Regions from separate parts of the Homo sapiens genome. Here region 1 is linked to region 2. The links are chromatin contacts, found by Hi-C or POLR2A ChIA-PET in ENCODE. All regions are on one chromosome and are shown on one strand. The core of a region is the stretch at or near the end of the contact, and the rest is flanking DNA. Distances in the headings are between cores, read along the strand shown. Region 1 overlaps IQGAP2 (IQ motif containing GTPase activating protein 2). Region 2 overlaps SV2C (synaptic vesicle glycoprotein 2C).

Region 1 (4,404 bases), core at 1,744-4,243, 190 kb after region 2:
GTCACATTTTACATGGATGGCAGCAGGCAAAAATAGAGAGCTTGTGCAGGAGAACTCCTCTTTTTAAAACCATCAGATCTCGTGAGACTTATTCATTATCATGAGAACAGCACAGGAAAGACTTGCCCCCATGATTCAATTACCTCCAACCAGCCCCTCCCACAACACGTGGGAATTCAAGATAAGATTTGGGTGGGGACACAGCCAAACCATATCAGGGACATAAGTGGAAGAAGGGATATAAATAGAGTTTAGGATTTCAACTTTGATGTATGTAAGTAATGGCGGTTCTTCTGGGTGCTGCTTGGCAGTAATTGAACGGAGGTTATTTGCCCAAAGTTTCTTTGAATTTATCAGCTATTTACCAAACACTATTGATGGAGTTGACAGGACCACAAAAAAGACTCACAGCATTTTCATCTGATTCCTAGTTTTCAGGAGAAAAATTAAAGTTCTTTGGGAGAACTTTAAAATGTTACATTTAAATATAGTTAATAAAAAATGGCTTTTGGGTCCAGTGTTAACGTTAGTAAATTAATGTGATTGAGTTTCAAGTTTTTGGCTTGTGCATGCTTAAAACTTTGTGAGTCAAGAAATTCCTATTATAAATTTATTATCTTAAAAATAAGATCTGCTCCCATACCAGAGAAGATGAGACAATGAGTCTACCATCCTAACAAACCCAACACAGATATGTTTCAAATCTTTTTCCATCTCTTTTTATTATTTTTTTAAGTTTACATACATGAATTCATTTTTTGGTGTAAAATTGCACAAGTTTTAACTTATATATTCCTGTAATCACCACCACCACACTAAGGATACTAAACTGCTACATTATTCCTAAAAGTAGCCCTTGTGCTACTTCTCAGTAATTAAGCACAACCTTCCTCTACTCCAAACCCTTGGCAACTACTGATCTATGGTTTTACTTTTTCCAGAATATCACATGAATGGATTCATAAAGCATGTAATCTTTTAAGACTGGCAGCCTTTATTCAACGTAGTGCATTTGAGATTTATCCATGTTGTGTGTAATGATATGTTCCTTTTTATTGCTGGATAGTATTGCCTTGGAGAGAGATACCACAGTTTGTTTGGAGGACATGTGGGATGTTTTCAGTTATTGCTGATTATGAATAGAGCTGTCATAGACATTCGTATACAGAGTTTTGTGTGAATATAGTTTTTTATTTCTATGGGATAAGTATCTAGCAGTACTGGGTCATATGGAAGATGTATGGTTAACTTTATAATAAATGAACAAACCATTTTCCAGGATGGCCGTGCCATTTTGCATTCGTGCCAGCAATATATGTGAGTTCTATTTTTTTCTGCAACTTCCTCACACTTGATATTAAGCTTTTTGTTTTAGCCATTCTAACAGATATGTGGTAGTATCTCAGTGTAGTTTATTGTTTTGCATTTTTCTAATGGCTGATTATTTTAGCTATTTAAACTCCTTTGACATTTCATATAGAAGTTTTATTTGCTCATTTGGTAAACTATCTGCTCAACTCTTTTGCCCATTCTTTAAAATTCGGCTTTCTTATTGTTGAGTTCTGTGAGTTCTTCGTATATTTGGATTCAAGTTCTTTGTTGGATATATAAAAAGCAAGTATTTTCTTTTAGTGTGTAGCTTGTCTTTTTACTCTTATCAGAATCTTTCAAAGAGCAAAAGTCTTTAATTTCAATAAAGTCCAATTTATCTTTTTTTTTTTCATTAATGGTTTGTGCTTTTGGTGTCATATCTAAAAACTCTTTGCCTAATCCAAAGCCACAGAGATTCCCTGGGTGTTTTTTTTTCCCAAGAGTTTTATGTTTTACATGTAGGTCTGTAACAATTTCGGGTTAATTTTTATATAAGATGTAAGGTATAAGTTAAGGGGGGTTTTTTGCCTGTGGATTTTTAATTATCTCAGCACCACTTGTTGAAAAGACTACTCCTTCTCCATTGAATTGCCTTTATACCTTTGTCAAAAACCAGTTGACCATATTTAGTAGAGACGGGGTTTCTCCATGTTGGTCAGGCTGGTCTCGAACTCCCGACCTCAGGAGATCTGCCCGCCTCAGCCTTCCAAAGTGCTGGGATTACAAGCGTGAGCCACCGCGCCCGGCGCATTATAGTAAGTCTTAAAACTGGGTAGTATGAGTACTCTAACTTTTGTTTTTTCAAAATTATTTTAGCTATTTAAATTCCTTTGCCATTTTCATGTATAAAGTTTATTATTGGCTTGTCTATCCCTTGAAAAAATTCTGCTAGGATTTTGATTGGAATTGCATTAAATCTATAGATCACTTTGAGAAGTGACAACTGTGTTAGATCTTCAAGTCCATGAACATCATAGGTCTCTCCTCTTTTTTTTTTTTTTTTTTTTTGAAACGGAGTCTCACTCTGTCACGCAGGCTGGAGTGCAGTGAGTGGCACGATCTCGGCTCACTGCCGACTCCGCCTCCCAGGTTCAAGCGATTTTCCTTCGTCAGCCTCCCGAGTGGATGGGATTACAGGCACACGCCACCATGCCCGGCTAATTTTTTGTATTTTTAGTAGAGGCGAGGTTTCACCATGCTGGCCAGGCTGGTCTCAAATTCCTTACCTCATGTTCCACCCGCCTCAGCCTCCCAAAGTACTGGGATTACAGGCATGTGCCACCACGCCCGGCCTAGGTCTCTCCTTTTATCTAGATTGTCTCTGACTTCTTTCATCAGTGTTTTATAGTTTTTATCTCTCTTTAAAGTTGAAGAATCCATTGATTCTGATGTTTGGGGGTTTTTTGTTTGTTTTTTTACCTTTCTTCCTAACAGAAATGTTTTCAGAATCTGATTTAAGTTTCTTTTACTGCAGTAGGTACACTAGAAAACATAATTATTTGTCCAGATCTCCATCTTATTTAGTGTTGGACCCAGGCCCTCAATGACAGAAGGTCCCCTTTAATAGGGCAGTGACTATGTGTACCAATTCCACGGGTCTAGCCAGCTTTTCATAAGTGACAACAGACCAGAGAGCATACTTACGTCACTATTTCCTATTTCTCTCATCTTTATTTTCAGTTACAGTTTCTGTCTTTGGGGAAAAGCAGGCAAAATCTAATTTGTAATGGATAGAACTAGCTGTCCACTTAAACAATAGAAAACTGAGTCATAAATTCTGTCTTTATAAAACTCCTCCATACTTTTGGAAAATGACTCACTTTTAGGCAGCGTCTGCCATAGATATTTGCCAGAAAGTGATCTAACTTGGATAAGCTTGATGCTTTGTACAAGTTTCAGAGCCCCTGTAGAGAAAGCTCTTAGGAACCAGAGACCATCGTGTGCCTGTCTGTGTCCCGTGACTTTCAGTCCATCAACACACGTCACTGTAGCATTTTGGAATGTTCTGGTTCAGTTGCTCTCAGATGTTAGCTACTTCAGAACCACCTGGAGGGCTTGTTAGAACACAGATGATTGTGTACCACTCCCAGAATTTCTGGTTCTATAGATCTGGGATAGGTCTGAGAATTTACATTTTGAATAAGTTCCAGGCATTACTGAGGCTGCTAGTTTGGGGCCTGCTTGGAGATCAATTCCTCTAATTTCTGTGTTTGTGTCATTCAAAAGAATTGATAATTAAAAAAAAAAATGCAACCAACAGAATCTCTATAAAATCATATATGTTTACAATTAAATCATTCTTACAAGTAATGAGATGGTATGGATTTGTTCTCAAGTTATTGGATGGAAACAGAAACTTCTCCACTAAGGAGCCCTGTCCATAGCTGATGTGAGAGAGAAAACAAAGCTGGGCCACATTGCTTTCTGCCTTCTTCTTTTATGTAACCAGGAGGGAGCATATCCCTAGAATTTTTTTTTTTTTTTCTAAAGGCGGAGTGTTTCTCTGTCGCCCAGTCTGGAGTACAGTGGCGCAATCTCGGCTCACTGCAACCTCTGCCTCCCAAGTTCAACCAATTCTCCTACCTCAGCCTCCTGAGTAGCTGGGATTATAGGTGCCTGCCATCATGCCCTGCTAATTTTTGTATTTTTAGTAGAGATGGAGTTTCGCCATGTTGGCCAGGCTGGTCTTGAACTCCAGACCTCAAGTGATCCACCCACCTCGGCCTCCCAAAGTGCTGGGATTATGGGCATGAGCCACCGCGCCTGGCCATTTAACAGCTTAAGGTTGGGTCTCAAGTCCTATTTCTTACCTCAAGGAAATGTACGATGTTTATATTTATTTCTTTCATTTAGGCATGCTAAATTCTGTATATTGACAGCAGACTTAACTTGAATGCAGAAAGGAGAATTCAGCAGCACTCAAAATGAATTTACAACGTGACAGTGTATGATTCATTCTAAAATGCTTACCATTGACTAAAAGCTTTACTCCTATGTACCTTGATAGAGCAGAGATAGTATGGTAGAGTAGAA
Region 2 (4,470 bases), core at 363-2,862:
ACTTTCTGATTCCCTCTGCCAATCAAAATAGATAGAATATGATATTCTCCAATTTTTTTTCTGTTTGATGTCAAAATGGCCTTTACCTATTTCTTCAGTAATATACCTGATCTGTTCATGCACTAAAGGCTCTGGAGCCAGGAATGTCTGAATTTGGCCTTCACCTGGTATCACAGAAAGACAACTGGGATATTGGTGTTAAGGGGCATATCGGCTGTATGTTAGGTTTTCTTTAATCCTCACATCGTGCCAAACTTAGTCTGGTTACTAAGCCTAAAAACACCAGTATTGCAACAACTTCTGAAACTCTGAAGTGGACTATATGTTTCTCACAGTTTTTGTTTATGCTCAGCAAAGTATGTATTTTAAGTAAAGCTTCTCTTGTTATCTGTAATGTAGACAAAAAAAAAAAAAAACCTGTTAGTATATTCTGGATGTATTGTGTGTCCCTTCATTGTTTCAGGTATGGCGTAACAGTTCTCCGTGTGATGTTCTTTTGCTCTAAATGTTGACCATTCCTCTTGTCGCCCGTCTCTCACCAACCAGTCACAGAGCCATTGCCAGGGCTCCCTTCAGTCTTTCTTAAACAATATCTAAATGCAGTTTAGTAATCCCAGGATTTTGAGTTACAAGAATACAGTTTATGGGTCTGTTTCAGCTCTTACTTAAGGCTAGCATGGTTGGGCAGGGGAAGAGCTGAGCCGAGCCTTCACTGATCTCTTGTCATTTCATATGATTATCCAGTAAATACTTATTGAGCACCTCCCATGTGATACGTATTGAGACACTGCTGTGTGCAATAATTAAGCCTATGGAGGACTTAAATGAGGGCAAGGAAAACAGAATGAGAGAAGACACTCTCACACTGACCCCCATTACATGTGAACCCTCCGCGCCCCCCCCCATAAATACAAAGTGTTATTTTTCCACATTTAAAACAAATAATAGCCTTCAGCAGGCAGTGCAGGAACTATTCAGTCATTGAGATAACCTTTGATGAGAGGAGAAAGCTCCTTGATTACCTGGTTTTTGTTGGAGAGACTATTAACTAGTACTTGGAAAATGAGAAAAATGAAACCACACATAAGTTGTTCCCTTAAATAATCTCAGCAGGATATTGCACTAAGATATTATTCAAGGAAAAGAATCAGGAGCAGAGATAGCCCCATCTCTCTAGAGCATTTTTTTTTTTTTTTTGGGCGGGGGGGCGGGGGACGGAGTCTCGCTCTATTACTTAGGCCGGAGTGCAGTGGTGCAATCTCGGCTCAATGCAACTTCCGCCTCCCAGGTTCAAGCAATTCTCCTGCCTCAGCCTCCCAGGTAGCTGGGATTACAGGTGCATGCCACTATGTCCGGCTAATTTTTTGTATTTTTAGTAGAGACGAGGTTTCACCATTTTGGCCAGGCTGGTCTCCAACTCCTAACTTCAAGTGATCTACCCACCTTGGCCTCCCAAAGTGCTGGGATTACAGGCATGAGCCACTACACCTGGCCTAAAGTCCCGCTTTCTTCTGAGGTGTTCTTTTCATGGTGTGAAACCAGAGACAGGAGCTAGGGGGTCTGTTCCCCAGCGAATAGTGTTGGGGTTTTCTCTTCAGAGCTAAGTCAGCAAAGCCTGCAGCTGCTGCCACTCCCCTGGTCTGTGCCTCCCAGGGTGTTTCCTTTCTGATTTTGAAGATTTGTGGGTGAGTCAATTATCTTTGCAGACATCCTAAAGCAGCTTCCCTCCTCGCTACCCTCAGCAGATAAGCCATCCAGAAAACAGGTTCTGACAGCCAGTAGCAGGGGTATTTTGGGTTTCAGTTTAAAACTGGTGCGTGTTGTTGCAAGTGTCTTGAAGTTGCAAAGGATGTTTGGGGTTCTAGGGCCTGCAGGGGGGCAGAGCAGAAAGAGGGTAGTTGTCAGTGACCCTCTACCCTCCTCTGAGAGCCCCATTGCCATTTTTGCCCACCAGTTCTCTTCTTACCTCCTCAGGGCAGTGCCCACTCATTTCCTTTATTTCCCTTTTGTTTTTTTTCTTTTCCTCCTCTGGTCGACAACCTCTTAATTCTAGCAGTGTACAAAAGCAAGGCCAAGCTTTCCTGGGGCACTTGGGATGAAAGGCCCATCCATGCCTGTTGTGGAGGCACAGAGGAGGAGAAGGTGAAGAACAGGAATGGGTGCAGGGGGAGTGTGAACGCAAGGCTGCTGGCTTTGGCACAGCTCCCTGTGCAGGGCTGGATTTCCAATTGCTTTTCAGTGCCTGTGCCCTGATAGGATGGGCACAGCTGGTATGGAATCAGAGCAGCCCATCTCCAGAGCAGAAGTCTGAGAGCTCAGCGTTTGACTCCTGAAAGACCAGGATGTTCCTACCTGGGTTCTTGAGATTCATTGGCTAGTGGAGGTAGATGGTACTCTCCATGTCTGCAGAAGATTCCCCACTTGGTGCTGAAGGCTAGGTGCCTTCCAGTCAGGTCTGAATGCTGAAATTGCTGAGATTGTCCACTCTCTGCCTACTTTATTGCATTCATGCTCCCCTTAGATCCAAGAGTGCCCAGGACTAGGAGCAGAAAGCAGTTTTCAACCCTTTGTTCAGACTCAGACGGGTTTCAACTCAAGCGGGTAATCTACCCCAGCAGCAGGGGTGCAAAGTCCAAAACAGCTTTGTGGTGCCTGGGGAGTGACTAGGCAGCCTGCTCACAGGGGCTGGAGTCATCTAAAGCTAGTGATGAGCTGGAATAGCTTTGAACCGGTTCATCCGAACTGATTGTTAAACTTTCAGAACTTTTGAGAGTCAGTTGAGAAACATAGCTATTACTAAAAAATTAAATAAGATTAGATAAATTATAGCTAAAAGCAAAGGCAACATATAGTCAAAGCTCATCACTTTCTACTTATTTTACTACATTTTACCATTATCTGTGCCCATGAGGTAATGTATGCCTATTATGTCTGTATGGTAGAAATACTGTATACAGGTATACTACTACACACACCTTCCCAAGTGACAGTATTTTTGTAGTTTGAGATCAGCTATAGTGGTGGTATTTATACCATGGAAAGCAACAAAGCCATGGAAAGCAACAAAGCCATGCAAATCAGACTCCTCCTAACCCCTAAGACAGTTGTTAAACATTTGCCAGCATACCACCATCTAAAGCCCTAAAGAATGCTTGGCCTCCCACTGCATAGACACAGGCCACATCACATTGAGTATCATGGATTTATGGGTCAGCATTGCCCCTAAGTCCAAGGAAGGGGAAAGACTTAGCAAGCTCAACCTCATGTGATTCACAAAGGGTTTCTTTCTGCATTTGTATTGACTCAGAATAGGACCCAGTACAGAGAATCCACTGTTATCTATGGGTGTCATTCCTTCAGAAAGAATGTACAGTAAAATTGGCTATTTCATGCTATGCAAACAAAATGAAACTAGTTTGAAGTTGCAAAGTGTCTCCCCTCTTGCGCCCACGTAGTCATCCAAGAAGGAAACTCCTTTCTTGCCTTGATATTCACCAGGCCTACCTAGATAGAACTTGACAAATTGGCCTAACTTCATCTCCGCTGCTATTGTTATATATTTGCTTTACTGAATCTATGTCCTATGTCAGTCAGAAGAAAAAAGAAATGTCTTTTTTAATATACACTTTCTTAGCATCCATGCAGTTATGTATCCTCATCCTGATCCAGGAACATATTGAACAGATCATATGTCTTTTGTTACTATCTAGATACACTAAATAACATGATAGAAGAGTTTTCTCTTTCAGGTGAACTTCCATTTTGAACATATGCTAAACGTACTATCCACTGTCTATTTTAATGAGATCTTGGCAATGGTCCTGTCGGTTTTGGTGTTTGGATTGTTTGGCTTTGTTTTCCTTTTTTATTCTTCCTGTTTTTAATGCTGTGTAAGATCTCCTGCTATGAATGTTCCAGTTACCCCTATTGTACTGTATATACGTGTGCTGCATGTGTAAATTCTGTTTCAGGTTTTGGAGTTTTCATCTTAAGTACAGCTGGTCCTGTTGTGAACTCATCTTTCCTGTATGCTCCTCTGTGTCTGATTTCCAATTGCCAAAATGTTTGACCAAATGTGTTTTGACAAATATCCCGAGACAGCCATGCGTATCCTTGTGAAAGGGCATGCTCCATGTGGGATGGCTCGTGTACAGCATAAATCTATCAAACTTGGAATTGTGTATACATTTATATGCCAGATAACTAACATTCATGTAACAGCTGCAAAGATATTTAGTGTATATCAGATTAATAAAAGAGCATTTTTTTTTTGCTCCATTATATTCAAATACAGATTGCTGTGTGACTGGCTTCCCTTCTAAGCATGAATTGACCCTTCAAAAAATGAGCACTTTTTTAATGTCCTTAGGTATAGAGAAAACCTGTTTCTCCAATTCAGGTTTATTTGAATTGTTTCTGTGGGCTGGTGTCATGGGTATTGATGTGTTGTTGATCTTACGTGAGTATTTT

What was found. A loop is a pair of places that touch in the nucleus more often than their neighbours do. ChIA-PET counts read pairs that join two places held with the same protein, here RNA polymerase II (POLR2A). Pooled maps may share reads with other maps.
Region 1: a pooled map shows a loop between it and region 2 (2.2-fold over the local background). The contact joins two enhancer-like sites. A Hi-C loop is called at or near these places in 1 of 50 pooled maps. POLR2A ChIA-PET finds 5 or more read pairs at or near these places in 3 of 52 experiments (Caco-2, RWPE1 and naive thymus-derived CD8-positive, alpha-beta T cell).

What each region holds. Positions count from the first base shown.
Region 1 is chr5:76,518,343-76,522,746 of GRCh38, forward strand. The region is part of intron 2 of IQGAP2 (IQ motif containing GTPase activating protein 2); the gene reads left to right. Among named protein-coding and RNA genes, the nearest start is that of F2RL2, 100 kb to the right of the region's middle. Within about 2 kb of position 2,994, at least 5 of the 41 ENCODE cell types and tissues checked have a DNase peak (open chromatin) inside an H3K27ac peak, as active enhancers do.
Region 2 is chr5:76,329,664-76,334,133 of GRCh38, forward strand. SV2C (synaptic vesicle glycoprotein 2C) reads left to right here. Exons shown (of 13, transcript NM_014979.4): 13 at 1-4,293. Among named protein-coding and RNA genes, the nearest start is that of SV2C-AS2, 20 kb to the left of the region's middle. Within about 2 kb of position 1,613, at least 4 of the 41 ENCODE cell types and tissues checked have a DNase peak (open chromatin) inside an H3K27ac peak, as active enhancers do.